Regions from separate parts of the Homo sapiens genome. Here region 2 is linked to region 1. A link is a loop called in an ENCODE intact Hi-C map of the cell type or tissue named here. Cell type or tissue: A673. All regions are shown on one strand. Each heading gives the region's core, and the rest is flanking DNA. Links, peaks and the distances in the headings are about the cores only.

The links. Peaks named below come from ENCODE experiments on the same cell type or tissue, not always from the same donor. Only the 100,000 strongest peaks of a DNase experiment are listed, where the experiment ranks them.
Region 2: a loop joins it to region 1, with 9 times the contacts of the local background. A loop is called at or near these places in 7 of 110 quality-filtered maps.

What each region holds. Positions count from the first base shown.
Region 1 is chr16:81,939,851-81,942,769 of GRCh38, forward strand. It overlaps PLCG2 (phospholipase C gamma 2), which reads left to right. Exons shown (of 33, transcript NM_002661.5): 30 at 42-209. Among named protein-coding and RNA genes, the nearest start is that of SDR42E1, 70 kb to the right of the region's middle. In A673, for the core only: a CTCF peak has its summit at 1,129; a DNase peak (open chromatin) is centred at 1,141.
Region 2 is chr16:82,455,370-82,458,288 of GRCh38, forward strand. No RefSeq gene overlaps it. Among named protein-coding and RNA genes, the nearest start is that of CDH13, 170 kb to the right of the region's middle. In A673, for the core only: CTCF peaks have their summits at 1,433 (motif pointing left) and 1,635; a DNase peak (open chromatin) is centred at 1,432.

The sequences.
Region 1 (2,919 bases), core at 172-2,671:
AGCTCCAATGTGGCCTCTCATGAGCTTTGATCTCCTTCCAGATGATAATGGCCTCAGCCCTATCTGGGCTCCAACACAGGAGAAGGTGACATTTGAAATTTATGACCCAAACCTGGCATTTCTGCGCTTTGTGGTTTATGAAGAAGATATGTTCAGCGATCCCAACTTTCTTGCTCATGCCACTTACCCCATTAAAGCAGTCAAATCAGGTAAGAGGCATTTTAATTAAGATGTTCGATTTGGGCTGGCGTTGTACTTTGGTTTGGCTGCTGGCTTCAAAAAGAATGAAAAATGATTTTTCCTGGTTTGGATGGAATCACTGTAAAACCGATTGGGTGGCTTGGAGAGCAGGTGTACAGCCTGTCGTGTAGCACACAGGTGGGAGGAAGTGGGTGACAGGGGAGGCTATGCCCCTCAAAGTGGGATGTTTACAAGCAAAACTGGATTGTTAGTGGATCCTCAACCTGGCACTGCAGTTTGATTTCATTTTGAAATATTACATGCGGTTTGCTTCTCCCTAGCTAGGGCTAAGTCTGGTTTGATCTCCCCCTCCTGCTCTCTGGCTGGCAGTGTGAGAGGGTGGCAAGGGAGAGACCTTTGGCATCTTGGGGGGGGAGTAACAATCTCGAGGGTCCAACTCCCCAAACCCTTCAGAATTCACCTTCTTCTTCTATAAAATTGGGTGGGTTAATTTACTTCTTTGAGTTGTTACAGTTTTCTTCCCTGCTGAAGAAAACACAAGATCCCTTCATGGTATAAGAAGGGTCATTTTGTATTTTTCTGCAACCAAGCCAAGCTGGGTCATACGACCAGCTCTTAAGAACCCTGCTGAATCCCAGATGACTGAGCCCTTCCTACACAGCTGAGATAGACACTTCCAGGTGAGGGGATTTGGGACCCTGCTGCTTCTAGAGCCAGTCATTTACAAAAACAAAAAAAACTGGCTCTCCTTAGCTTCTATATAGTTTCTCTAGTTTACTTTCCCACTGGATCTTTCCCACTGGATTTTAGGTATAATATTTGACAAATAGGCCCTTGCTGGATGTTGAATTTTCCTTCTTCCTCTTCCTTTAGTATTTCTGATGCATGGTGCATGAGATATGAGATCATAGATTCTTCTGGATTCCTCAAGAGGTCACTGTTCCCTTGTTTTCTGAGGATCATTTTTCAAGAGAAAGATGACTGTCATTTTAGTTACTTACATAAAAAAATACAGTCTTTTGATATTGTTTGGAAACGTGGGGCTCAATGAAGAGCTGAATTGGATCTTTTTTGTTTTCAGACATTCCCTCAACTTCCACCTTTTTTTGTATAATATCATAAACCTGACCATTTCTGCTACTGGGCAGGAGCCCAGTTTCTGAGCAGCAGGCATGCTAGAAAATCCAGGTGCTGGCCGGGCACGGTGGCTCACTCCTGTAATCATAATCCCAGCTACTTGGAAGGCTGAGGTTGCACCACTGCACTCCAGCCTGGGTGACAGAGCAAGACTCAGAAGAAAGTGCAGGTTCCTGGACCCACCACAGGGTGATGAGTCAGCCCAGGGTGGGGCCAAGGAATCTGCATCTTTAGGCAGCTCCCCAGATGGTGCTTGGATGGCACTTTGACAGAACCAAACTATGTCAAGGCTGCCTATCTTACCATTGAGGAAATGAATTCCTTAGCAAGTTACTAGATGAAACAAGACTTTGGGAAAATGTTTAAAGTTTCTGATTTTTTTTTTTTTTTGTACTCTAGAAATGTTCATTTTCATGAACATTGCTACTCTAGCAATAATAATGAGTATTCATTTGTAAGAGGCCTGATATTTGGCAACCCTTCTGGGTTAACTCACCCACACTGTAAACTCCCCCTTTTTTTTTTTTGAGATGGAGTCTTGCTCTGTCGCTCAGGCTGGAGTGCAGTGGGTGATCTCGGCTCACTGTAACCTCTGCCTCAGCCTCCTCAGTAGCTGGGACTACAGGTGTACACTACCACATCTGGCTAATTTTTGTATTTTTAGTAGAGACGGGGTTTTGCCATGTTGGTCTGAAAAAAAGTGATGGGATTAAAGGAGTGAACCACTGTGCCTGGCCTATAAACTACTTTAAACCCGGCACTGATCAGGGCTGTGATTCCTTAATTTGCTTCTTTTAGATTAGTCTAATAAGGCTTAGGAATGACACCAATTCTTCTGGTGCAGGAAGTGTAGCTTTTGGTACACCTTTACGTTCCTAGCCTTGACGCTGTAACAGATTTCTTTTTATGGTAACTGCCTGCCAGTTCCTCTACTGAACTCATCCAGCAGAGAGGGGCAGCTGTGCTGAAACCCCTTGGTTACCCCGACGTCCTCTTGAAGGATGAGGGCCTTGAGCCTCATAACCCCTCCCAGTGCCTTGCAGAGATGTCAGAGTTGATGATAAAACCTCGTTACCTTAATGGGCATCAAAGTGTGTCAATTCATCTGCAGAATGCAATGACTTAGCTTGGAGATTTGGAAAAAACAAAGGTCAAAACCTCAAGGGAGATTAAAAATGTGACCTTCTCCTCCCCCGACTGTGAGATACTCTCAGCAGGGACCTTTCCTCACTTCTTTCTAGCTCCTAGCAGTGCCTGGCACATCCATATTCATGGGAGGAATGAAATAGAATGAACAGGAGGCATTGAGGGTCTTCCATACTGAAAAAATAAACTTCACCCATTGTCATTAGAGATGCACTGAAGCTTTTAAACCAGTTGGAGCGCAGGAAGGAAAGCAGCAGCCTTTATTGTGTTAGGTACCTTAAACTCTTTCTCTTTTAATCCTCACAGTAATCCTGTGAAAGGGGTTTTATCTTTGGTTTTAAAATTCTGAGCACTTTGAGGCCGAGAGACTATGACTTAACTTGCTCAAGGTCACACACCTGTAGGACCAGAGCTGAGATTCAAACCCAGGAATGT
Region 2 (2,919 bases), core at 227-2,726, 520 kb after region 1:
GCATCTAGAGGAATACCTGCATGTGTTAGGTGCTCAGTAAGCATAGACTGAGTTGAGGTGATGAATTAACTCAGGCATGTGTGCATGCATGCATTTCACCATCACTTACCAAGTGTGTGCAAAGCACCAGCTAATGAACTAGAAGCTGCATTCAGCAAGACAAACTCCACATGGTCTCTGCTCTTGAATAGCTCCTGCTCTAGAGGAGAGAATGGCAATCCCATGTGATAATTACTAAAAGGTTGGATAAGCCCAGGGTACTCAGGGGACATGGGGAAGACAGGAGCGCACCAGGGCCAAGATTCCTTCCTGCTTCTGTATACATAATTGCATCTCAAGCCTCTCTCAAGCCTTGTTTTGATGTGGCAGGCACATTACCCTTACCCATCTGATGAAAAGAAAAGGAAAAACAAAAACTTGGAAATCAATTACAGGCAGCGGTTATGGGGAATCTAACACGTAATTGCGATTTTATTGTTTATGTCCCGTTAGAACCATCTCTAGGTGTACACGCTCCCTTTCTGAGCAAATGCATTCTAAATCCAATAGGTTTCCCTGCTGCCATGTTGAGTTCTAACTCATGGGTAGTTAAATCCCAGAATACTGATGTTTGCTGGTGGAAAATTGCCGTTTCCTCTCCTTGCTGAGAGGAGGTGGAAAACCAGAGAGCATTAATATTAAGTAAAAGGTGATATTGAGTAAACGGTGGAGAGGCATACTAGGTGCTTCTAAGCCCAATCCCCACAGGTAGCTCGTGCTGGGTGGCAGAGAGCGAGTGTGCTCCCCACTCTGGAACTGACACTTACTCTCGTCTGTGCCAGGCTCGTCCCACAGCTATTTGGATGGCCACTTTCTTCTGATTATTCAAGCCTCAATTTTAACATAAGCTCCTTAGAGAGGCAGTCCCTGACCACCTTATCTAAAATTGTTGCCCTCCACATCATCCTTGTCATTTTCCTCATATCACTAACTATAATCTGAATACATCCTGCTTCCTGTCTTTCTCTTTTATTTAAAGCTAAGTTCTATATGGACAGCAGCTATTTCTGTCTTCCTCACTGTTGTGTCCTCAATACACATAGTAGGTGTTCAAAAAATATTCATGAATAAACAGACAGCAAATAGAGGGGATACTTGAGATACAGTATCTAAACTGTTGGAATTTGTAGAACTAGAAGACGCCACTTTTGGCTGTTTTTTTTTTTTTTCTTTTCTTTTCTTCTTTTTTTTTTTTGCACCTGAGGAAGGAAGCAGCTTAATTGAAGCCACCCCAGCAGAAGAATCCACACCACAGTCCCACCTCAGGTGGACACACCATCTACTACTCTTGCTGGGGAGAGCTCCAAGCTCCTGGGTCGCGGTGGAGGTGGGTGGCATGCCTTGAGAGCCACTTGGAGCCACCGCCTCCTGACTGAGGCAGTGCCCTCTTGTGGCAGCTCTGTGATATACACACAGTCCTTCCAGGCTCCCCAGAGTTTCCTGATAGTTTATGAGACACACCCTTCTCTTTGCACCATTCAGCTCCTTCTAGAGGCTTATTACAGATTCCACTGGGACCAAAATTGACAAACGCCAAAACCACTATGAATTCCAGGAATGACCTTAAGCAGTGTTTGATAGTTCTGTTAGAGCCAGCAACTCATTTTGAATACTAAATTACCACTACAGCCTTGCAGTTCCAGTGCATACCAGAATTTCCAGCCCTTCTCATGTGTATTGCTTCCAAGAACTGCTCCAAGATTTTAGCCCTGTGTTCTTTTATAAAGTTTACTTTTTTATTGAGCTATAACCTTCACAAAGTAAAATGCATACATGTTCAGTGTACAGCTTAATGACATTTTTTTTTGCTATTAGTTTTGCCTGTTCTTGTACTTCATGTAAATATCATCATTCAGAACTTTTCTTGTGTGTCTATCTAAACATTTCAAGTCAATATTTTGTCTATGATATTCAGTGGCTTATTCTTTTCCATTGCTGTGCACTTACTAGGTGACAATTTCAGACAATAGTATGAGCACACTGCAATTTATTCATTCTACATTTAAGACATTATTTAGCTTGTTACCAGTTTTTGTGAATAACTGAACATTTTCATACATATATTTTTGTAGACTATTCATATAACCAGGAGAGGAATTGCTAACATATTTTAGCCTTGATAAATACTACCAAACATTTTTCCAAAGTAGTGTATCAATTTACACTCCCACCTGCGTTGAATGAGTTCCTCCACGTCTTCATCAATACTTGGTATCATTGGTCCTTTAAAATTTAGCCATTCTAGTATGTCATTGTGCTTTTACTTTGCATTTCCCTGATGACTAATGAATTTGGCACATTTTCTTATGTTTATCGAACCTTGCATTTTGAATAACTACACATTTATTGACCAGAGCATGTACTCCCCTGAAGTTTGTAGACTGCCTTTGGACCTGTCCTTTTTTTAATGAAACTTTCTCTATGTTTCCCATGGGTTGTAGTCATCACTATCCATATATGAATGTAGACTAGAAACCTTAAATCTGTCTTTCCTTCGCCACTGTGCTCAAGAAGTCACAAAGTCCTATGGACCCAGAAATATCTCCTGAATGTGTTTGCTTCTCTTCATTCCCATTGTGATCACCTTAGTTCAATTTTATCATCTCTTGTCCTTACTAGCAGGAGAATGTCACTCTCCACATTCCCTTACTTGAAGAATGGGTTCCATTTTTCTGAGAATGTTTTCTTCTTTGAATCCACAGGCAACACAACTAGAGAGAGAAATAAGAATCATGACTACTAACATCTTTAGAATGTTTAGTGTCTTTCACGACTTTTACAAGTTTATTATATGCATTATCTTTGAAGTAGGTACTCTTTTTTTTTTTATACCCCCATGCCATCAGCCACTGCCTCGCTACCTGCTGATGGCAGCTGTAG